Linked DNA regions of Mus musculus: regions 1 and 2 are each linked to region 3. Evidence: chromatin loops called from intact Hi-C (ENCODE). Cell type or tissue: heart. All regions are shown on one strand.

The links. Hi-C counts contacts between places; a loop is a spot of excess contacts. Peaks named below come from ENCODE experiments on the same cell type or tissue, not always from the same donor. Only the 100,000 strongest peaks of a DNase experiment are listed, where the experiment ranks them.
Region 1: it touches region 3 in a loop (5-fold over the local background); 8 of 42 quality-filtered maps call a loop at or near these places.
Region 2: it touches region 3 in a loop (1.8-fold over the local background); 2 of 42 quality-filtered maps call a loop at or near these places.

What each region holds. Positions count from the first base shown.
Region 1 is chr3:89,726,657-89,734,656 of GRCm38, forward strand. Adar (adenosine deaminase, RNA-specific) reads left to right here and starts at 4,062. Exons shown (of 15, transcript NM_001146296.1): 1 at 4,062-4,182. The coding sequence starts at 4,155. In heart, CTCF peaks have their summits at 589, 2,395 (motif pointing left), 3,848 and 4,496 (motif pointing right); DNase peaks (open chromatin) are centred at 591, 3,985 and 4,625; H3K4me3 peaks cover 1,571 bases; H3K27ac peaks cover 1,084 bases.
Region 2 is chr3:89,334,963-89,342,962 of GRCm38, forward strand. Efna4 (ephrin A4) reads right to left here and starts at 3,066. Exons shown (of 4, transcript NM_007910.2): 1 at 2,876-3,066; 2 at 215-510. The coding sequence starts at 2,988. It overlaps Adam15 (a disintegrin and metallopeptidase domain 15 (metargidin)), which reads right to left. Exons shown (of 23, transcript NM_001037722.3): 17 at 7,327-7,399; 18 at 6,975-7,113; 19 at 6,546-6,615; 20 at 5,901-5,975; 21 at 5,439-5,510; 22 at 5,093-5,217; 23 at 4,678-4,991. The coding sequence ends at 4,949. In heart, CTCF peaks have their summits at 4,627 (motif pointing left) and 5,710 (motif pointing right); DNase peaks (open chromatin) are centred at 2,819, 2,959, 4,719, 5,849 and 1 weaker place; H3K4me3 peaks cover 4,123 bases; H3K27ac peaks cover 3,187 bases.
Region 3 is chr3:89,855,150-89,863,149 of GRCm38, forward strand. She (src homology 2 domain-containing transforming protein E) reads left to right here. Exons shown (of 6, transcript NM_172530.3): 6 at 1-3,697. Among named protein-coding and RNA genes, the nearest start is that of Gm46811, 13 kb to the right of the region's middle. In heart, CTCF peaks have their summits at 2,411 (motif pointing left) and 3,202 (motif pointing left); DNase peaks (open chromatin) are centred at 5,352 and 6,042.

The DNA.
Region 1 (8,000 bases), 130 kb before region 3:
TAAACTTTATATGCCTTCTATCTCCGGGTGTTGGAAAGGAACTATCAGAAAACTGGGGCTGGACTTTTCAAGCCTGAAGGAGTGTGATTTGACTGTTGGGCAAACAAGATGGAAGGCGGGCCAAGCCAACAGTATACAATGTGGCAGACACTGTTTGGGCCTGAACCTTTATCCTAAGAGTAATGGGTAACCTTCAAAAGGCAGCAGTAACCCAATCAGATTTGAGAACACTTTGGAGGAAGCCAGGGTAGGTTCCAGAATCAAAATTAGATTGTGAAAGTACCCAAAGAGTCCCCAAACCAGTATTAAGTATTTTCAGTTTTATTTTATTTTATTTTTGACAGAGCTTACTGTGTAGCCTAGCCTGGCCTTAAACACTTGGCTCTATCAGTGTAGAGAACCTCCTGTCTCTGCCTCTTGAGTGCTGGCATTATAGGTGTTGATGACACTTTACATGGGGCACGGCAGTTGCTTGAAGTATGTATTGGAAAACTGAGTGTGTGCACTTTCCCAGCAAGGCCAGTGTGCCCCAAACTGCTTTAAATACTGCAGACAGGTGACTCAGCACTCCACTCTGGAGGCTGCTGGGTGTCACTGCACCGAGCTGCCTCTGGAGGAGGAAGTGCCTGGCCTTGCTTGTTCCTAGTGGCTACTGGCATTGCTCAGCTTGGGGCTGCATCACTGTCGTCTTTAATGTCAGCATCTCCATCACTGCCTCCGACTTCAGAGGATCTTTTCCTCTGTGTGTAGATGGAGATTTCTGTGAACTTGTCAATGGTGAAAAAGTGACATTTTAAACCAAGTTAAAATGCCTGGTATGGTGGCACACACCTGTAATCCCAGCACTTAGGATGCTGAGACTGGAGGATCTTGAGCAACAAGGTGGAATTCTGTTTCCAAGAAAATAAAGACTAGAGGAGTTAGGAAAGGCAGAGCCCCTGCAGGGAAGGCTATGGAACTATGTAGTCAGCCAGCAGGGGCTCTGAAAGGCCCTGTAGTGTTGCTGGCCCCTCCCCAACCCAGGTTCCTCCTCAATCTCTGCTCTAGGACAGTAAGAGACAGCATCATGGTACCATTAAATTCTGTTAGGAAGATGGAATAAAAACTACTCAATTAAGAACAGGGAGAAACAGGCAGAGCACGAAGATCTCTTGAGTTTGAGGCCAGCTTGGTCTACAGAGTGGGTTCTAGGACAGCCCATGCTACACAGAGAAACTGTCTTCAAAAAAAAAAAAAAAGAAACCAAAACAACAACAACAAAAAACAAGGAGAAAAAGTAAATTCCATATATTGGCTATTTTATGAATTGTCCATCTGGCAAATTGGCTGTTAGTGAAATCCACCTGTTTTCCAAGAAATGCTGCAGCACTCAGGGCCCAGTCTGTTGTTGCTGACCCCATACAACACTTACTCCACAAGCTAAAGATGGGGCCATTGTCTTGCAGGAGCTAGGACTGAGCAGAGCTCAGGCTGGGACTGGGGGAGAAGAGGAAGGAAAAACAGTGGATGAGAATCCCTTACCTTGAGTCCTAACTCAGAGGGGCCCAGATGTGGGCCAATAGCTGAGTCTCTACTGGCCAGAGCCACCCCAGCAGCTGACCAAGTACTACTCACAGGACTGAGCTTGCATAGGACAAACAGCTTGAGTACCAGACAGGATTTAATACATAGAGCCATAGGGTTTAGAGAGTTATTTTGTGGGCTGCCCATGAAGCTAAATGTGCGTGATGTGCACTCGGAATGGTCTATACAGGACTGTTAGCTGTTGTTCTGACAGTTGTTTTGGCATTGTCGTTAATATTATAACTTTATTATGTAACCACTAACCTTACTGGCATACACGTCTTTTCCTTTCATTTACTGGAGAACTCTGACTCAGTAATAAAAGGATGTCCCTTCTTCTGGAGACCTCTTTTTTGGGGGGAAGGGGGACAGCTACCCAAAACAGTTCTTGCTTTCTAGTAATTTCAAAATTAGAAGCCCTTGGAAGGGAGAGACAGAATTATAAGGGCTCAGAGTCAGTCAGCCTTAGCTGTATATTGGAGGAGTTTTAGGTGACCCTGAACTGTATGAGACCCTGTCTCAAAAACAAAACAAAACCAAAAGCTGGTTGTGGCTATCAACATCTGTAGAACATCTCTCAGGGTCGGTATAGCTAGGTGATACATCATTCTTTTGTCTCCTGAAAGCCTCCCAGATTATTTGAGCAAGTTAGACTGCTGGGGAAGGCCCTGTGAGTTTAGAAAATGAATGTTTCGGGGCTGGAGAGATGGCTCAGTGGTTAAGAGCACTGACTGCTCTTTCAGAGATCTTGAGTTCAATTCCCACCAACTACATGGTGGCTCACAACATCTGTAATGGAATCTGGTGCCCTCTTCTGGGGTGTCTGAAGATAGCTACAGTGTATTCCTATACATAAAATAAATAAATCTTCCTGGCCTGCAAGCGCCAAGGGGGAGGTTGTGATACCTTATTTTAGACACAACTGAGTTAGTTATTTGGGTGGTGACTAAGGAGTAGCCCTCTGAATTGGAACCTGGCAGGAGGCTCCCAAGCTCCTAGGGAAGTAAGCTGCTTGTGACAGGACTGTCACCTGTTTGTTCCCAAGGCCCTCCAGTTGAGGGGAAAACCTGGAAAAGGTAAACAGCCCCAGGTTGCAGTGGAGGTGCCACCTAGTGAGGCTGGGAGAGTTAGGACAGTTATCAAGGGAGCGAGACAAAGTTTAGGAATGAGACTGTCTGCGGGTCCTCAGTGGATCATTAGCCCCCAGAACATTCCTTCCATTTAGAATGCCTTGGACTTGAACCTGTCTTGTGCAATACATGATTGACCTTGGTTTTGCTTGGTTTGGGACAGGAGGTCTTCTTTCAGTATTGTTACATTGTTTCCCATCTGCTGCATTTGGCTGTGGTTTTTACTTCAATTGCTGTGTAATATCCTAAGGTGGGAACATCTGCTTATTTTAGTTTGATTGCTTTCAGTGTTGTGTAGCTTATCCTGCTAAATGCATATAATGGTTAAACCATGGGGTGTGTTTCTAAGTAATGACTTCCTGCAGTGACTGGGGTTGCTCCTTCTTGGTCCTCCTATGTGCTAGTTAATGGTGCCACACTGGTGAGTGGACAAGAACACCTACTCACTGTGACCTTTCCTGAGTTTCCCTGATGGCACAAGATTGAGCTCTTTTCCTGTGTTGATTGCCATTTTTTATCCCCCCCCCCCCAAGTTTCTGTTCCGCAAATTGTTTTACTTAGAGTGCACTATTATCCACTCACCTATGACTGTCTGGGACTCACTGTGCAGGGGATATAGGCGAGAACAGCCCTGCCCACTGGAGTGCCCCCGGGAGCACTGAAGGCAGGCAGCTATACCAAACAGGGAGGACATGATTGGGAGTGACTTTTGAGCCATCCATCTTGCCCAGACTGCTACATGCTGGGGCTTCTACTTACACTGTGTGTGCTGCTGGGTGCTGACGTTGTAGCATACACTAGATGCCCAGACTGCCATATGCTGGCCTACTTGCACCATGTGCTGGGTGCTGACACTGGTACAAACGCATCAGGTACCCAGGGATATGGAAGTGGAATTCCTCTGAAGTCTCAAAAACAAAACAAGGAAAGGGGGAGGAACATTCTAGGCTAAAGAACAGAATACGTGAAGGTAAAGAATTTTATCTACAAAAAGATAGGAAGTTTGGAGCAGCCAACAGGGGGAATGAAGGACAGGCTAGTGGGGACAGGGCATTGGCCAATGGTCACTCTAGGAGTGGACAGACTTGTAAATCTCGCAAGCAGTAGGGATTAAACACGGAAAAGGAACTTCCTCACAGGGCGGAGAGGGCGCTGTTGAGTGAAGCTTTCCAAAATACCGTGAACAAAAATAAGCTTGTCAGTGAAGTAAATAGCTCCCAAGCTCTCAGAGAACGTATATAGTGCCCTGCTAGTGGAGGTGGAGTGGTGAGGAAGGCGGTGGGCGTGGACTACGGCGGCCCAGCCCTTATGGTGGGCAGGATGCTGCTGCTCGGCTACCGGGAGCAAACCCCTCCCTCCTCTTGGCCCAACAGTTGGGCGGGGAAGCCTTTTCAAGGAAACGAAAGTGAACTCTGGGGAGCCAGCCATCTTACGGCCACAGGTGCGGGCCTTGCCGGCACTATGTCTCAAGGGTTCAGGGGACCCACAGGTAAGCCCGCGGGGTCTGCACCCTCATATCTGGCTCGCGTAGTGTGAATTACGAGGGTCACGTTCTCCTTCTCAAGCCGAACTGCCAGCCCTTCTGGGGATTTCTGTTCAGTTAGTTCTTGTAGCTTTGAGCAGTCTCAGGAAGGAGGCTGGTCAGAAGATAGACCAGCGTCTAAGCCAGACAAGGACCCAGGCCGGGGCAGACACCCCTTCTCTTTCTGCTAAGACCCCTGATGCCTTGCTGAGCCGCTATAGCCCAACATGAGCAACTTTTCTCATGATCCTCTTTGCTTTTTCAACTTCCTGAGAAATTTAAATTATCTCAACTAACCAGCAGGGGGAAGTCTTTTGCTTTATGGCCAAGAAGGGTGTCTTTCTGTAGCGCACTGGGTAAGCTTCGTGGAATTCTACTTAGCACTAAAATGAACTTGTGATGTCGTACATGAGCCCCAGCTGCAACGTTCTGAACAGAAAAACCCAGATTCCGAGGATTCATGCTGTGCACAGCACTGGATCTGTCATTCTGGAAAGCAGCGGGGATGGAAACTGACCCTGTGGTGGGATTAGGACTGTTCCTTGCCTTGGTTTGACCATGCTGGTTTGTTTGCTTTTGAGGCAGTTTCTACTTGTCTTGTGTTGCCTTGATTGCCCTTGAGCAAGCCACCAGTCTTTTCTCCCTAGAGCTGGAATTGCAGGCATGTCCCACCCAGGTTTATCCTTCAAAATTTTAAAAAGCTATATGGGATGTACCAATAGCCTCACACTTGATAAGCAAATGCTCTACTACTGTGTGTGTGTGTGTGTGTGTGTGTGTGTGTTGTAATTTGGGGGGTATGATGGTACTCATGAGGCAGAGGCAGGTATTTCTGAGTCCCAGGCCAGCCAAAGCTGTGTAGATGGCCTCAAAAACACAAACCAAAAAAACCCTACTCCAACAACCAACTTTTAATGTTGCAGATGTACAGGCACACTTGTACTTCTTTCTACGACAAAGGACAGCCTCGGAACTGGGCCCTCAGGCTTCCAGGAATTTTTCTTCTTGGTCCCCTATACCCTCAAGTGTCTCACAATTACTGATTTTTATACCACACTGTGTTTTGTTTTGTTTTTCTTGGGTTCTGGAGATTCAGATTCAGGTCCTTAAGATTGTGTGGCAAACGCTTTACTCACTGAGTCATCTCCCCAGCTCTTAATGGTGTGTGTGTGTGTGTGTGTGTGTGTGTGTGTGTGTCTACCTTCCCTCAAAATATTGCAGGCATCTGACTTGAAGGAAAGCACTTTTTACATATACTACAGTATGCACCTATGGATCATAGATGGTAAAGACAAAGGACTTATCTGTTGGTCCTAGAGATGGAAGGCAGGATTAGAATGGTGTTTGAAGAGCCATGTTTGATATTATATGTTAGGATGGTAAGATTGCCAGTCACGACAGAAGGCTGTGGCCCAGCTCCTGTAGCCTTCAGGCGAGTCAGGAAGGCTGTGAGCCACGTCAGAGATAGCACTACATGTTCTGTTTCCTTCTCTGGTCCTACCTCCCCGAAATAACTGAGTAAATTCCTTAGTTTCATTTCTTCTGTGCCTATTCTAGTGTTTGTGCATATATGAACTCACTCTCTCTCTCTCTCTCTCTCTCTCTCTCTCTCTCCCTTCTCTTCCCCCCCCCCCCAAACCAGGTTTTTTCTTTTCAACAGAAGAAAGCTTAACTTACATGTACTCTACCATTTACACTTTTCACATATACAAATTTTTTGTAGTAAAAATGCAAATGTATCCAACACAGATGTTCAGAAATTGTGACTAATGTTCCACAGTGTGAGGCTGTTATAACTTATTCAACTACTTTGTAGCTACGCACATATATTTCCCAGATTTTGTCTGAAAATAGCCATTTAAATCAAGAATGTAGTTAGGGCTGGAGAGATGGCTCAGCAGATAAGAACAGTGGCTACTATTGTGTCACATTGTCCAGTTCTGGGGGGAGGTAGGGTCTCTGCCTTCTGTGGACACCAGACACACATGTGGTGGACAGACATAAATGCAGGCAAAGCACCTATACACATAAAAATAAAATAAGTGTAAGAAAAGTAATTTATCTAGAAACTGACTTTAACCTTGAAATGAAAATGTCTTCTTTCTAAGTTCACTCAAAAAACTAATTGGATCTCCTACAGCCCCCATTGTTGAGCTATGTGATTGGGCTACTCATGTCAAGCACCATGACACCTCTGTCCCAAGCCCTGTGGGATGGGCGCAGAAAGAAGACCAGGGATGGTCTTGTCTGTATGGGCTTTGGTTCTGAATATGCTGCCCATCGTTATCTAGCCACTACTAGAAAATGCTCTCCACCTACCAGAAAAGAGTTTCAGGGTTTGATGGATACAAACATGTTATATAATAGTGATATAGGTAGGGTCACTAGACAAAGACATCATGTAGCTGAAAGGTGAAGATTGTGGTCACATGGGAATTGAGGAGCCCAGGGTTAGGTACCACAAAAGTGATTAGGACAGTAAGATTCCCAGTCATGACTGATGGGAAACAGAAGGCGGTGGCCCAGCTCTTGTAGCCTTCAGGAGAGTCAGGAAGGCTGTGAGGCACGTCAGAGACAGCACCTCATGTACTGCCCTCCACCCCATGACCTCTGTCACCACTGCTCCCCATCAGGCTGTTCATGGCAAGGTGTCCTTAGAGGCTGCCTCTGGCAGTTCCTGGGGAAGGTAAGAGGACCACTGGTAGTGGTGATGAGACCCTGCCTGTCTCCATATCCAGGTGAGCCTGGGTGCCAACTGAAGAGGGAGGACCACATGACATTTTTAGATGGCAACTCTCTAGAGTCCCTGTACCCAAATTTTGGTCCGTCAGGGTTGTGACTGACAGGTAACTCACTGAGGCCCTCTTACCACATGGAGATGGCTCCTGCTGTTACACTCCTCCCTCAGCTGGGAGGAGGTGAACTTCCGTCTCATCCAGCCTTAAGTTCTGCTTGTCAAGATTATCCACATGACAGAGTTTTAGACTAAAGGGGCTGTACTATGTAGTGGAGAGCCTGACTCACTCAGAGGGCTGATCTCACACACCCCACGTCCTGTCTTTTTCCTCACTTTCAGTATTGTGTTTGTTTCTTGAATATCATTTGCTTATTTTTCTAGATTTACACTTGTTTGTTTATGGGGTGTAATGGTGCATATACCATCCTGCACATGCCGTGATCAGCAGAAGGTCATTCTCTTCCATCACATGTATGTCCAAAGCACCAAGTCAGTGACAAGTGCCCTTGCCCACTTTTTAGCTGTGTTTTCCAGTTTTAGGAGGGTAGTTAGAGGGGTAAGTGGAAAGGTATTCTGTTGGGAGCCAACTCTCAGCAGAAATCAGCTATCATCTCTGCAGCCATCTCGGGCTATTTACTTACAGGTGGTACTTGTCCACCCTGACGAGAGACTTGTTTTCCTAGCATGATGTTTTTGCAAGAAGCCCACCACAGTTGAACACACTCAGATAACATCTTGTTTTTCTCCTATACATCCTGGACCTGTGGTTAAGTGTCTCCAGCTAGTACATATATACCCATAGCTGCCTTCCAATAAACGAGACTTGAGACTTTGATACTTGATCCTTGATCAGATAACCTGTCTTGTCTCCATTCTTCGAGTCTCTTGCCCCTCAGTCCCCACTTTCTCTCTTGCAGACCCTGTTGACTGACCCACGGACCAGATCAGTGTTCTCCCCCCCACACCAACCTCCTAATATCCCGTTGCAAGAGTTAAGTTGGAGGTCTCATTGAGGCATCTGAAATTGTGTCTTGCAACCTCCTCCCTC
Region 2 (8,000 bases), 520 kb before region 3:
CTCAGCATTTCCCTAGTCCTTCCTGGCTTCCACACTCTTCCCTGCAGACTCAGTTGAGCTGTTCCCTAACCTCGTCCCAAGCTCAACCCAACTCTCTAAGCATCAGGAGCCACAGCTCCCTTCCCCACAGCCTTTCCTTTCTCCTTACTTTAGAGGTCTCTGACACAAGGCAAAGTCCCACTCTTCTCCCCCACCTTCCCCCAGAGGCACTCACAGATGTAGTAGTAAGTCTCTCCAGGCAAGAACTCAAAGCCCAGCGGGAAGGGTGTGTAGCGCTGAATCTTTTCTGAGAATCGAACAGGGCTGAAAGGGGCAAAAGGCATCGAGCAATTCCAGCGCTGGAAGGCATTTGCCCCCTCTGCCGTGCAGGCCTCGTAGCCTGACCAGTCCACCATGTATAATGCAAAGGTTTCCGGGCCTTCTGGGGGCCCTGGGCTTTCATAATGTGGGCAGAAGATGTCTAGGTAATCGTTGAAGCCCAGCTCCACCACGGCATCTCCTCGGAGCAACCTGTGGGCACAAGGGAGTGTTGGCTGATAGGCTATAGCATAGGACCACTGGGGCACATGTGGGGTCTGAGCCTGCCTCTGTCATACCCACTAGAGATGGAATAGTTCAGGAATACATGAGTTTCTAAGAGAGATCCACCCCGTTTCAAAAAAATGTCCTCCCTTTTTTGGTAGCTGGGATTGAACCAAATGTTCTATTATTGAGCTATAACTAGCTTTTTTTTTTTTTGGAACAGGGTATTGCTAAATCGCACAGGCTCTATAGTTTAGGCAGGCCTTGAACCTATCTACGACCCTCCTGTCCTAACCTTTCAAGTAGCTGAGCTTACATGCCTGCGCCAATTCCCAGACTGAACCTCTCCTTGATAGATAAATGTGCCCATCATGTCAGTGTTAGCAAGGCTAGAAGCTGCAGTGCCCAGCCCACAAGGCTTGTTATTGTCGAGGAGACCATCACCATACCCTATCTATAGGGGCACCTTCCCTGCAGCCTATTGCCCCCCCCCCCACCCCCATGGGGCCTGGCCTACCATCTGTGCTTGCTAAGAGGACGAACGTTGCCAGGACACTGAGGCAGGGAACAGATATATGCCCACAGAATAGTTACCGACATGAAGCAGGAGCTGGGAGGGTCTTCAGTGTCATCACAGCGAGAGGTAGACTCTTGCCCCCCACAGTGAAAAGAAAATGAGTAGGTGGGCGCTTTTTCACTTTTTACAGATTTTACTATATGGCCCAGGCTGGCCTTGAACTCACTATCTTCCTGCTTTACCTCAGTCTTCATTCATTTTATCATTTTTTTAAGCTATGCGTGAATGTGTATGTGGGTATGTGTGAGTGAGTGCAGGGGCTGATGGAGGGTCCTCTGGCTGTGAGCCCTATGTGTGACCTCAGCCTTCCAAAGACTGGGATTTACAGGCCACCACACACAGTCCAGCTTCCTTTCTTAAGCAGACAAGTAGATGCTCATTATCAAGACAGTCCCCTCCACACAATCAAGATTCTCTTCCTCTCCTCTCAGAAGCAGCCCGAAGGGGCCAGGACAGGCGAGAAGGGCCGGACAGGCCACCCCCCAAGCACCACATACCGAATGAGTCCAACACAGGCACGCACACAACAAAGCATGATTTAGAAAAGGCCTCTAAACATCCTTCAGTGGGTGGCCAAGAACCACCTGCTGTGTCGACTCTTGATTAGAAGGATTCCTGGGCTAGGCTCTGACCACTAGCCAGAGAAGGAACCAGGAACAGAGGGGAGATAGGATCTTTGTATGCTTCATCACACTGGGTGTGGAGAAACACCCCCTGCCAAGCCAGAGCTCAGGAAATACTTGTGAATTTGGTGAATGAACTAGAAACACAAGAGCTGGGGGCTGAGGGACTGGTCTGGAACTGAGATAGAAGAAGTCAGAGTCCAGGACAATAGCGCTTATCACCCGGTATTGGTATTGGAATGACTATCTTTAGGCCTGCCCTCCCTGGGGGGCTGTGGCCTCCCACGGGGCAGGGTTTCATTGGTAAAGCCCAGCAGCTCAGCACTGGTCTTGACACACACACAGAGTATGTGCTTATCAAATGTTAGTGAATAAATGAACAGAGCCACAGATTGTCTGAAGTAGAAAATCAGAAAGGAAAACAGATGGGGAAGGCAGAGAGGCAGGGAGGAATGGGAAGCAGGATGCAAACAGCAAAAAATACCGAGGTTCAAAGGCAGCCAGCTCAGCAGAGGGGAAGAAATAAGCATTGAAATCTGTACAGCGGCACTCCTTTCCACAAGCCTGACCTCAGTCAGTCCACTTGCTTCCCAGGGTACTGGGTATTATTAGCCCATTTTGTAGATGACATAACTGAGGTGAGCAAGGTCAAATGACTGGCCCACAGGTGAATCAGATGGAAGAACAGGGCCAGGATTGGACAGAAATAAGATCAAGATGGAAGCAGAGATATCCAGGGGCCCGAGAGGCTCTCAGAACCAGAGAGGAACTCAACGTTCTTTCACTTGGGTAAAAATCCCTCCCTGGTTCTCAGCGGTCCACCCCAGCTCCTGCCCCGCCGGAGGTTTGGGCTCCCTAGAAAAGGGGGGCGGGACCCGGAATACGGGGCCCAGGCCCCCTCAGCTCCCTGCTCTCAGACTCCAACCGACCACCCTCAGGACTAGGGTGGTCCGCTCGCCCCCACACACACGTTCGGGCGGGGGGGGACCCCCGGGCACGCCTCGCCCCTCCCCCGCCGGCTCAAACAAAGGAGCCCCATCGCGCGGCTGGGCAGGGCTCAGACAGCGCCTTGCAAAAAGGCGAGCAGCGGGCGCGCGCACAGCCTGGGAGCGCGCGGGCCCAGCTCGGCTCTCGCCTCGCTCGGCCGTGCTACCTGGGGTTAGAGGAGTTCCAGTAGATTGGGTGGCGGAGGCTGGAGCACCCCGGCAGGCGCGAGCCGAGCAGCGCGGCCCAGAGCACAGTCCGCAGCAGGGGCAGCAGCCGCATCGCCCCTGGGGTCCAGTCTGGTCTGGCCCGGCTGGTCCCGGCCCACTTCTCTGTCCCGGCGAGAAAGGTACAAAAGTGGAGGGGGGTGGGGGGTACGGAACGGAGGAGGGGTGTGGAGGCTCCTAGACCACAGCCCTGGGTAACTTTCCACCAATGAAAACTTGTCTCCGCCTCTCTACTCAGCGCCAACTCTTGTTAACCCTTTGTGCTTCCTGTGCCCCGAGCGCTCCAGGTTAGCCAAAGCGTCCCTTTGTTATCTCACTGTGCTGGAAGAGGGTGGCATGGTGGATATTCCACTAAGGACTTAATGCTTGAGGGTTTTGGTTTTCTATGTGTGTGTACGTGTCGGCGCTTCTATTCCTTCTCCACCTTATTTTTTGAGACAGGGTCTCTCACTGAACCCTGATTGGCTTGGCTTGCAGTCCTGTAAGCTTGGGGTCGGGGTAGGAGGGGGTGCTCCTGTTTCCTAGCCCCACCTCACCCCTCCCACCCACGGAGGGGTTACAGAAATAAACCACTAAACTTAGGGCTTTTTACACGGGTGCTGGTTATCCAAACTCAGGTAAGCACTTTACCAAGGCTGTCTTCTTTCAAATCCTATGTTGTACTTTATTTTGTTTAAAACAGGGTCTTAACACTAAAGTCTGGCTGGCTTGGAACTTCTATTATAAGCCAGGCTGGCCTCAGACTGGCAATGATCCTCCTGCTCTATCCTCTCCAGTGCTGGGATTACAGCCACGGGGTTCATGCAGCACCACCTAAGAGGGCCGGTTCGGTTTATGTTTAGATCTTGTCCTTTGTGTCTTCATTGGTTCAAGGTAGAAAGCCTCATTGAAGTCTGGGAGGTCAGAGCTGGATGGCACATGAAGTACACCCATAGAAGAATCCAGCATTCTAGTCAGCACACAGCAAGTTCCTATTTGGGGGTAGGAAAGTGTGTACATAGGTGCCGTGCGCGCGCGCGCGCGCGCACACACACACACACACACACACACACACACACACACATGATGGCCAGCACCTGATACCCCAGATACTTTTGGAGGCTGAAGCAGAATTACCTTCCATGCATTGTTCTTTTGCTTTGCACACGCAGATGGTACAAGGGGAAGGACTGAAGTGGCTCTGGGGACACCCCTGACATTCCTCTAGAGCATCGTGCTGGGTGACCATTGTGGGACACAGCCTGCCCCTTATCCGCACACACCTCTCTCCCAGGAGTCCTCAGTCCTGAGGTCTAAATGATGAGGTGGTAGCAATCAGTACAAAGCACAAAGCACCTTTGTTCTGGAACCTTCAGGTGGGGGCAGGGAAGTGGAGGAGGCAGGTGTGAAGCCTTGGAATCCAAGCAGCCGCTGCCCTGCTCCACCCAGGCTCAGGGCTCTGAGAACACCAGTTAGATCCATTTTCCCAGCCACTGGTCAGAGGGTGGGGATGCAGGTCTGACGACTTAGGTCATTTGTCTCTAGCTGTGGTGGGGGCTGAGCAGCATTGCTGGGGAGAACTTGGGAGTCCAGAGGCCATCGGACCCAGACTGGGCAGAAGCAAGCCAGAGGCATCCTAAGTGACACATTCTTGTTGACCCTTTCTGGGAAGTGATCCTATTCTACAGGCCCTGGTTTGACCCAGCAGCGTCTCCTAGTGGCCAGACCTGCAAACAGCAGGAACTACCCAGCTTCCAGGAGCAGACACATTCCAAGATCTCACATTTATTACAACAGAGCAGAGATAGACAGTGTCCATGTCCTTCCGCCACCTACTCCAGCCCCGGCTTCGGCCCCTCCCCAGCATCCCGCTGCAGCTATTTTAGTGCGTCCCCAGGTATTGCTTAACAGCGCCTGGTGGTTCTTTAGGGCTGGACACCAGATTGTCTGTTCTCCTGCTTCTCTAGTGTTTGGGGCAGAGGTTCCATTTCTTTGAGTCTTAGAGCTTGAGAAGGAGGCAGCCAAATCTCCAGAGGTCAGAGGTAGAGCGAAGATGCTGCAGGGGGTGGTGGAGCTGGCCTGGAGTTTAGAAAAGCCAAGAAGGAAAATGGTCAGAACTCCTGCCTAGATGCCTCGCTGGCAGCAAGTCACTTAACCTCAGCAACACCCTCTTCACCTACCTGGAGGGCACCACCAGCGGCAAGCTTCCATCTCCTGGGCCAGGCAGGTCACCTGGTGGGTGCTGGCCCTGTGGGTTGGCAGGCAGTGGCTTTCTTGGGGGTGGGGGTTTGGTAGGCCCCTGAGACTGAGAAAGAAGGCCAGTTTGGAAAGAGGTCATGTTTCTCACCCACAATGTAGGGGTTCTAAGAGCCGTGCTAGTGGTCACTTTTGTCTCCAAACAAACCTGTCACTACCAAAGGTGCCACTGGGATACATGCCGTCAGGCACAGAGGGAGGCAACCTGTCTCCCATTGCCACCATTGCTCTAGGTAGGAGAGGCAATGTCCTGTTCCCCCTCACTGTTACCTTTGGGCGCCTCACCACAGGGTCAGCGGGCAGAGGGCGAGTGGGGGGATTGGATCGGTCAGCCAGCGCAGCCTGAACAAAGAGAGGAGCAGTGGCTTGGAAAGCATGGTCCAAGGTAGTGAGCGTGCAGACACTACCCAGGGGTCGACATGCAAACTCAGCCGAGGGTGGGGGTGGGAGTGTCCAGAGGAAAACGGGAGCATGCGCAGAGCCCCGGGGAAGGAAGGTGCAGATCGATCACGGAGTCCCTGGATGGCTGCAGTCCTACTATAGACCACCAGGTGGTAGTAGAGACCATGGCGGGAGGCTCACCCTTTGCTGCATCTGGGACTTTGAAGGCTGAGGGGGCACCCTGGTCTCCTAATGAAGAACACCACTGGGGGGAAGCAGGGATGAGAACTGCGATTGGGCACCACACCTCCCACCTGTCCTGAGCCAGGGCAAGGCCCAGCCCAGATTTACCTGGAGTTTCTTGGGCACGGGGTTAGGTGGCAGCGGCCTGGAGGGGGGCACTGGAAAGCTGACCACACTAGCTTGCTGAGAAGGCAGGAGGAGCAGACAGGCAGAGTAGGCAAGAGGAAACAGACAGATGTGGGCAGAAAGGGGTTAGTGTTCAGAGAGGGCAGCAGGGCCCCAGAGGCAGTGAGGTCACTGAGCTGCATGCGGGGAGTGGCATGTGCTGGAGGGGACATGCAGGCTGACTCCATACACACCCTCTTGCCATTAAAGGTAGAGGGCTTAGGCCCTGGGCACTTGGCATCCTTTCACACATGATGTCCTGGGCCTTATCAGATCTTAGCACACGGAAGGTCCTTTTGCACAAGGCCCCATTATCCCATGGCTCTGGTCGCTGTGAAGGGCATGGATAGAACCATCTCTCAAAGCCACTGATTGGGCCAGCTGAAAGAGCTCAGCAGAGCCTTCTGGTGGTGACTGGCTCACCCACTCTGGCTGTCCTTGTTTCTCTGCCTGCTACTTACTGGTCCTGAGTCCTTGGATTGACTGAGTACTCCAAGTCTTTCTGAGTCTTGAACCCTTAGTGCTACCTCTAAGGCCCGAGTTAACAAGTAATGTGGACTCCTCTTTCCTCTGGCATCCAGGGCTTACCTTAGTGCCTGTCATCTGCTGTGCCCGCTGTGGAGGTCCTGGTCGTTCAGGAGGACAGGATTGGGGTGCCCTGAGTATGAAGAAAGCCAAAGAAAAAAATGGGACTAGCCACCTACCTGCTGATCTGGGAGAATTGAACCCTTTGGCCCTTGGAGGGTAGTTGTGTGTGCTTGAGCATCCTGGAAGAAGGCTACCTTTCCCCTGCCTTGGGGTCCTGAGAGAAGTGGCCCTTGTATCTGGGGGTGAAGTTAAGGGAAATACACAGAGATGACAGGTAGGTGTGTAGGAATGGTAGTCAGGAAACTCAGGATCTGAGAGTTGGAACTTAGAAGCAAGGGGTAAGGACTGAATGTCTTGGGGCCTTTAGAATCAGGGCTCCAGGACTGTCCCTGACTGAAGGAAACAGCAGCAGGGACAGGATGTTCATACCTATATTGGCAGCTGGATCCCTTAAGCTGGCAGAGCCGCTGATGCAGGCGGGCACGGTGCCAGTAGCTGGCACCAAGTAGTACGAGGACCAATAACAACAGGAGGCTGAGGAGCAGGCCTGTGGTCAGGGAGCTGGTTGCTATGGAGAGAGGTCCAAACTGAGGGTGGGTCTGGCTAAGAACTCTCTCCTGAGAGAGGAGCAGGGATAGGGAGGAAGTGAGGTGCTGAGGAACCAGAGACACCTTCAGGAGTCACAGAGTCAAGGGACAGAGAGTAAAGGGGTCAGGAAGGGGACGAAGGAGAGAGGAGATGGTCAGAGCTTCCCAATACCCCGGGCCCATCCTCTAGCTACCTTTGAGCTGGGTCATGCAGTCTGGAGGTGCCCAGCCCTCTTCACAGCGGCAGTGCCCGCTGCTGTCACAGACCTAGAAGGACAAAAGGCAAGCAATGAGGGCGTCTGTCAGATAGGACCACTTCCCTGTGTATGGCTTTCCTTTTTGTTTTATTTTGCTTTAGTTTTTCAAGACAGGATTTATCTGTGTATCCCTGACTTTCCTAGAATTCGTTCTAGAGAGCAGGCTGCCTTCAAACTCGGAAATCCACCTGCCTCTACCTCCCAAGTGCTGGGACTAAAGGCATGTACCACCACTGCCGGCTTTTCAAGAATTCTTTTTTATCCCCTAAAGCTTCTCAGACTGTCAGGAATGCTTCGGAGGATGGGTAGACAGGCAGTCCTGGAGAGGGGGAGTCTTTATCCGTGCCAGGGGAAATGCCAGCAAGCTAATGCTTTTGTTGTTGTTTTTGTTTTTGTCTTTTGAGATAGGGTTTCTCTGTGTAGCCCTGGCTGTCCTGGAACTCACTCTGTAGACCAGGCTGGCCTCAAACTCAGAGAGCCGCCTGTCTCTGCCTCCCAAGTGCTGGGATTAAAGGCGTGTGCCACCCCCGCCCGACTAAGTTAATACCTTTAATATGCTGGTCACTAGTTAGCCACTTTCAGGCCCTCCAGGATATGGGTACCATTATTAT
Region 3 (8,000 bases):
TTTCTCCACGTCCTGATGCAGCTGTGGCCTTCACACAGCATTCACAACCTGAGGACTTCACAAGAGTATTATTTGGTTGGCTCTCCTAAGTACTTGCTTTCTCAATTTCTCTGGACATCTCTATCCTTCTGCAGTAAATCAGTGATATGAGCAGAAATTGGACGGAGGCCCCCAGATGAAAGTGTTACCAGTGTAATCAAGAGGTGGCATCCTTTCTATAACTCTGATCGTTATTAAGTGCACTCCAAAGATTTGATTTCTGATTTAAAAAAAAAATTCTACAGAGCTCAACACCTGTTTTGTTATTGGATAATTACATAGCACTCGAGACAGCCTTTTTCTTTGTGGTTTTTTTGTTTTTGTTTTTTTTTGTTTTTTTGCATGAAATCATCTTTAAGATTCCTTTCTGAAATTAGATTTGCTTTGTAATTTTTGGCAAAAAATTTTTACAACAAAATTGGGATCCCATTGTATGAACTGAGTCGCTGGTCTGAAAAGATTGCCCCTGATGTACAGACAGAACAAGCCAATATGTGCCTTACAGAAACATTTTGAACAATATTGTAGTCTGAGGCTGTCTCTTCTGCTCTCTAGGACACTAAATCATCGCATGCTTATCCGTGATCTGTGTACTGTAGGGAATCCCACAGGAGGGGCACGCTGTGTGTAGGTGCTAGTGGGAATGGGCTGGACCAGAACCAGAGGAACATTTCGTGTTCAGGTTTATAAACTGGATCTCAAGACTGTTCCACCCTCAGTGGAAACTGAAGGTTTGTAGCTTCTCAGATGCACAAAAAAATATTAACCATAAATTGGGTGTGGTGGCATACACCTTTAATCCCAGCACCCGGCAAAGGTAGGTGGGTCTTTGTGAGTTTAAGGTCAGCCTGGTCTACAGAGTTGCAGGACAGCTAGGGCTGCACAGAGAAACCCTGTCTTGAAAATCTAAAACAACACAAAAACCACCACCAACAAAACATCTGGTCAGATGTCTTAGGGAAGCATAGCCCCATCCTCGGCTCCCTCACCCGGCCATCCTGACTGAAATGTAGGAAGACTTTTGCTCCTGTGTCAGCGGACCTTAGCCAAAGGGTTGTGCGAGATTTTGTTTTAAAAGGCTGAAAGGGACTTCTCCTCAGTGGAGCACAGTGGCCTGCACGAAGGCTGTTCTCACAGCACTGACAATCATTTTGGCTTCTATGTGTAGTGCAGGGCTCTCGGTTTAAGTTTTCAGTAGCCACAATTCCGCCCAGCAAATGTCAGTCATCATGTATTACCTTGTATCTGTGCATTGTTCACTGTGTTGAACCTAGTTTAGCTCAGCATTCTAGCCATGAAGCCTTATTTTTTTGCTTAGCCCTCCCTATTCAGCAAATGGAGCCGTTGTCTTTAATGGTAAGAATATCATAAAATGTTTCTGGGTGGGGAAGGATTTGGGCACACGCCTCATGACTCTGATGAACACCGGCCTGGCAGGTCGGTGTCACCTGGCCTCTGCCACACGCCTGAGCGTGCTCCCTCCATATTTGCTTTACATGAGTGAAAGTGGAGGAGACAGAGTTTATATATAGTCCAGTCTTCATGGTAGGGCATGGGGCTATAAAAAGCAAAAATACTGTAGACTAGTGGAAGGCCAGTGAGGGAGATGTTAAAGCTGCTATTTTCTTCTTAGGTTGTGACACAAGCTGACAGGAGCCAGGGGACTCACAGCTGGGTGGTAGCATAAAGTACCCTATCCTACCGTGCTAAAAACAATTAAGCGCAGCAGGGTGTCCTAACCACTCACTGGTGAGCCTGCCAGCTGGGGCTTGTCCTCCGAGCTCCAAAAGATTGAGCTTTTTGTCCTTTTCTTCCTGATAAAGGTATTTTCTTGTTATCTTTATTCCTTTGAATTGATTCTGTCTGGGGGGGGGGTGTTTCTTCTGGTGAACCCTCAAGATGCTGTGAACATCTATAGCATCTAGAGAGCTGTCCACTTTTTCTCCTTTAGCAAAACTTATTTGTAAAAAAACTGCTTTCTTTGTTCCAGAGTATGGACTTAGACAGGGACCCCTGAGAACGGAAGGCATCTGTAATCCATCCAGCTGTCCAGGAGGTCCAAGAGTCCAAAACTAACCTTGGCAATAGAGCAAGGGTGTCTCCAAAAAGAATACAGGAAGGCAAAGGGCATTTCTACTTCCTGTAATAGCATAGCAGATTCTGTCCAGATGTATTCTAATCACTGTCTGAGGGGGCGCTGGCCAGTAGGATGTGCTGAGGAGGCAGAGACAGGAGGAGTTGAATTAGAGGTTACTCTTGGGTTACACCTTGGGCCAAAGAAATGGCTCAGAGGTGGAAAATGCTGCACTTGTAGAAGACCCTGGTTAGTTCCAGTATCCACATGCTGTCCAGGTCTAGGGGATCTGGCGCCCTCTTCTGGCTTCTGAGGGTACTGGGCAGGAACATGGTACACATACAAGCAAAACATTCATGCACATAAACTTTTTAAAAACCTGAATGAAGGAATAGAAACAATGGAGGAAGTCTAGTGAGTATGCACAAAAGCAAGTGGTGGTAAAGAAACAGGTGTCCCTTCCGGTTACTGAGAATGCTTTAATAGGCATCTGTAAGAACAGCCTGTATTGTTGGCCGTTTAGAGTCTGCGTCTGTGGTGCTGGAGTTCAGTCACTGGTCTCTGCCACAGGAAGGGGAGCTGGGCAGAGAACCAGTAGGGAAAGCTGGCTCTTCTCAACACAGGTCCTACCTTAATAGTCCTTGTTTGGTGTTTAGATTATTTACCAGTGTTGCCCCTGTTGGATAGGTCTTAATGTTTAATTCAAGAACAACTGTAAGTCATTCTTTGCTTACTAGATGAGTCTGTTAACATTTTCGTTAGGAGCTAATGACTTATTTTTCCTGGCCTCAGTCAAGAAGCCAGTGCATCTAGATTCATGCCCCCTGTACATGCTTCTGAAACTTAGGATTTCATTGCTCCCTTCCTGGGACCAGACAGCCATTGGTCGTCTTTCTGTCTTCTGTAGCCAGCACCCATTTAACCGTAAACTCCCTTGGGATCAATCTTTTGTCTTCTCTTTGCCACCTACATCCCACTAACTTGGCCTTGAAGAAACTTGACCTGTAAGAGCCTTCCCTGTAATTTAGCTTCCCGGCTTCATGGACCCTATGCAATGAAAGATGGTGTTCTACTGCCATCTACTGGGACAAGAAAAAAACTGCAGTTGAGAAACAAGGGTGCATTTAGGGTAGTTTGTCTCAAGGATTTTTGATACAGTCCATAAATCAAAATAAACGATGACACAGCAGTTGCCATCTTGAAATGTGCCCTTTACTGTAGAAAGGGTGTTTTGACTCCTAGTCTTCCCCTGGACCTAGGCTGGGTCATGTTGTTCACAATTTTAATTCTATTTTTGAAGACTGCTCTGTCAACAGATCATTGAGGCAGGAATCATTCTGTTAAGCTCTTAGCTGTTCCAAATGCTGTCAGGAGGATTTTACATTTAAAATATCAACTGATACGTCATTTTAACTTTTTAAAATATTTAAAAGGTTGTAATGCAGGTGCCTTGGCAATTGTTATTATAATGGAATCTTATAAATTGTTGGCTCTCTTCACCGGTCAGCGTAGCTGTGTGCCTTCCGGAAGATGGTTTACCCTGAAGTGTTACTTTCAATAAATGCTTTGCCAGGAAAACAGTCATTTGCTTTGTTCAGTTAGTTGCTGTTTTGGTTGGTTGGTTGGTCGGTCCATCAGTCTGTCCGTCGGTCGTGGGTCTGTCTGCTGGTTTTGTTGTGTTGTGGAGCTGGGTTGCATGTGCCAGGGTTTTGCCACTGAGCTGTACCCCGCTCAGTGAATTGGTCCCATTCATCCTGACAATCGCCTCCCTTCATGAAAAGTACTTCCTGTGCAGACACCTACTGGAGTGTTCTGTGAAACTGCTGATGCCAGAGTGTTCCAACGCAACGAACAGCCAGCAGCTGAGCCTCCCCCTCACTTCTCCCTCTACAGCCCTGCCACTCTGTATCCCTGGAGAATACAGAGCAGTGTGGTTCTCCTCTGTGGCTTAGTCTTCCCCAGCATGTCCTTTGTTCTCCTCCTTTGAGCATCACAATTAGATTCATGTGAATGGGTGTGAGAGAGTGTATGTGTGTGTGTGTATGTGTGTATTAGTGTATATGTGTAGGTGTGTGTGTATGTGTATGTGTCTGTATGTGTCTGTGTGTGTGTGTTTGTGAGTATGAGTGTGTGTTTTTGTATGTATGTGTGTATGTGTGTGTGAGTGTCTGTGTGTGTGTATATGTGTGTATGTGTGTCTATGTGTGAGTGTATGTATGTGTATGTATATATGTGAGTTTGTATATATGTGTATTAATGTGTATATATGTGGGTGAGTGTGTGAATATATGTTTATGTGTGTGTGCCTGTGTGTATATGTATGTGTCTGTGAGTATATGTATGTATGATTGTGTATGTATGTTTCTGTGTGTGTGAATGTATGTATGTGTATGAATTTTACTTATATAACTGTTGTCCTGGAACTTGCTTTTAGACCAGGCTGGCCATGAACTCAGAGTTACCCCCGTCTCTGCCTCTCCACAGTTGGGGTTAAAGTGCCTCCAGCACTCCCGGCTTTTTTTCCAATTTTTAGTGATGTGAAGAGGGGTGGTTGGTATGTGCACCTTTCTGCAGAGACCAGAGGCATCCAGTCCCTTGGAGCAAGGGCTACAAGCAGTAGTTAGCACATGGACGTGTATGTGCCCTTAACTGGTGAGCCTCTCTCCAGCCCTGGTTATTTTTATTTGTGTGGATGTGTGCAGTGTCTGCAGATGAAGGAGAGGGTTCTGGATCCCCAGATGTGGTACTGGGAGTGGAGTTGGTCCTCTTCACCACTGAGCCATCTAGCATCTGGTCTTACTGAGCATAGCTACGATTTGCCACCAGGTGCTGTAAGTACCTATCAGTTTTCTGAATTCGTGTGTAAGGAAAGAGGATGTTTACATGCAGCAATGCTCCTTCTGCCCCATCTGGGGAGTCAGAGTAATGCTTTTTTAGAATTCAGACTGAACATATTTGTAAGAGCCCAGGTTCAGGTCCTGAGTGTTGGATTCCTGCACTGTGAAGGGGCGAAGGTGTAAGGAGCCTCCTTTTTCAAATAAGGATCTCAATGCTCAGCTGATCAATGTGTCCTGGGTTAGTCACATGGGAAGCAACGGGCAGACCAGGTCTGCCTCAAATCCAGGTGTTTGCTTGTCAGTGTTGGTGTTGAGACAGGGTGGTGGTGGTGTTTATTTGGTTTTTGTTTTTTAATGTAGTCCAAGCCTCTACAAACTTAAGGTCCCCCTGCCTCTACCATCCTAGTCCTGGGATAGCCAGTGTGTGCCACCATGCCAAGCCACACCTCTACTTTCCCTTCCAGGTCATCTACTCCACCTGCAGAACCCTTCATGTCTGCAGAACAGGGTCAGTAAGGTGAGGTCCAGGGGATGCTCAGGCTTAGAGCACGGCTGCTTGGGCAGACTTCCCTTCCCAGCACGTATGTGGCTCACAGCAGTTCCACAGGAGCCACACCTCTATGGGCTCTGTGGTCATACATTCAAGCAAGCACTCATACACTAAAATCAGAATAAATACTGAGTTTTGAAAACACACCTCTACTCCCTTATATTTTGGTTGTGAGCCTAGCCTTTAGCAGCTGAGCCATCTCTCTAGCCCACACCACTCTACTCTCCAACAATGGAAATATATCAGGCCAACAGGACGTATAGGTTTGCAGTGCTGAGCAGAGTTCTCCCCCAGAGCCCTGGAGGTCTGAGCTCTCCAGGAAACCTGGACCAAAGGCTAGAGAGCATGCCCCTGCGGCAGCCAGATCCAGAGAAAGAATGGCCGGTTTAGAAAGAGAAGAAGCAGCCCCTACTTTTACCCATCAATGTGAAACTAGGCACTGGCCCTCTGTGTTCAGCCACACCTCTGGACTGCATCCCAGTGGACTTGGGGCAAAGGAAACAGACACAGGGAGGACTCTCCCTCCAGGACAAAGCTAGGCTGAGGCTGGCAGGTGGCCTCCTGGCAGCCTTTCCCCTATCCCAGGAGCCCCTCCCCCTTCTACACCCCCTGGGCCCAGATGGTTGTGAAATCCGGCAGACTGCTGAAGCTCTGAGGAGCTCTGCTCTGAGGCTGGAGGGTCAGTTCCAGTTTCTTTCCCCACACTGTGAGTCACAGTGAGCTCACCATTCACTCACAATGCTTCCTCCGTGGCTTTTCAATGACTCACTTTGCCTTCTGATACGTGTGTACAAAGGAATAGGACAACAGATTCGAAATAATTACATTTAAAGCTGCATTACTGCACTTGCAGATTAATCCAGTTGACTTGTCAAAGAGTGAACCGGTGTGGTAGAGGCAAGAAAAGGCATCCACTGAGAGCTAATTAACAGCCTGGTCTACATAACGCATTCCAGGACAGTCTGGGCTACATGATGAAACCCTCTCTCAAAAAAGTAGAAATAAGTTAGACAGAGACAGAGAGTTAACAAAGATGTGCTCATTTTGGATTATTTTAAACTGAGTTTCCACCTAAAACATCGCTTCTACAACCCTTGTCTTTTAAAAACAGAGTATCAAGCTTTAGTAGAGGGTACCGTGAGTCACCTCATACCTACCATCCCCTCCAGGACAAATGTCTTTGGGAGACTTTGACTCTAATCGCTTTGTTCCCTTGCTGGGTTTCTTTGGTTGGTCAGTTTTTTAAAATAAAGATGGGTTTACATTTGCATCCTTGGGCAGGGCCCACACTTGTTTTCTCTGTGCTGTTTCAATTTTAGTGTGTGTGATGCCCAATTGGCTGTTAAAGACTCAGTCCGGCTACGGTGCCCAAATTAGCCTTGAACTCCTGGGCTCAAATAATCTTTTTGCCTTCCAAGGAGCTGGAACCACAGGCCTGTGTTGTGCCTGGCCTTCATAGACAACTGCTCTGAGACAGTTTAACCTACTAAAAACACAGAGGGAGGCAGGGCACAGTGCGCTCACCTCTAATCCCTGCACTTGGGAGGCAGAGGCAAGTGGATCTCTGTGAGTTCAAGGCCAGCCTGGTCTACAGAGCTGGGTCTACATAATAGGAGATCCACCTCAGGAAACCAAAAAATGAAACAAAGACAAAAAGAGAGATGAGATTATAGCTTCTTAATGAAAAGTTTCCTTTCATTATAGAAACAATGCTCACGGAAAATGTTGCTACGTAATACACATAAAGGGAAAGAGAAAGCCCAGGTCCGCTTTGATTTCACAGATGTTGTTCTTAGGCCATTTTGCTGGTTGTAACTCAGGTCCGAGGCAGCTGTCCCCAAGAAGAGCTGCACAGCAGCCACCGGTCCCTGCACTGCTGCCGCAAACAGCCTGGCTGAGATAGTGCCCCACCCAACTCCCAGGACATTATCGTCCTTGGAAGAGAGGAAGAGCAGGAAATCAGGGACTCAAGGTCACTCTCAGCTTCAGAGAAAACTCAACGAGAAGGAGGAGGGGGAGGAAAAGAAAGAAAAGAAAAGAGGAGGAGAGAAAGAAAAGAGAAAGAGAGAGAGGAAGGAAGGAAGGAAGGAAGGAAGGAAGAAAGAAAGAAAGAAAGAAAGAAAGAAAGAAAGAAAGAAAGAAAGAAAGAAAGAAAGAAAGAAAGAAAGAACTTAGTTTAGGGATCTTGCTTTGGTTTTTGTTGTTGTTTTGGAAGCTCCAGAAAACCTCGTATTGTAGTTTGGTTGAGACACAGTAAAGCAGGGACTGGAGAGATGGCTCAGTAGTTAAGAGCACTGGCTGCCCTTCCAGAGGTTCTCCTGAAAGACCCACAACGTGAGGACTCCCCCATGTTCTGACTCAGGAGAGGTGACACCCCAAAATCACCCACAAGAAACGGGTCTTGCTGCAAATTGCAAGAGGATTTTTTATTCAAGAGCGCTCTCGGGCCCATGGTCATACACCACGCAGGGGTAGAGGACCGTGGCGCCCCGAGTAGCTG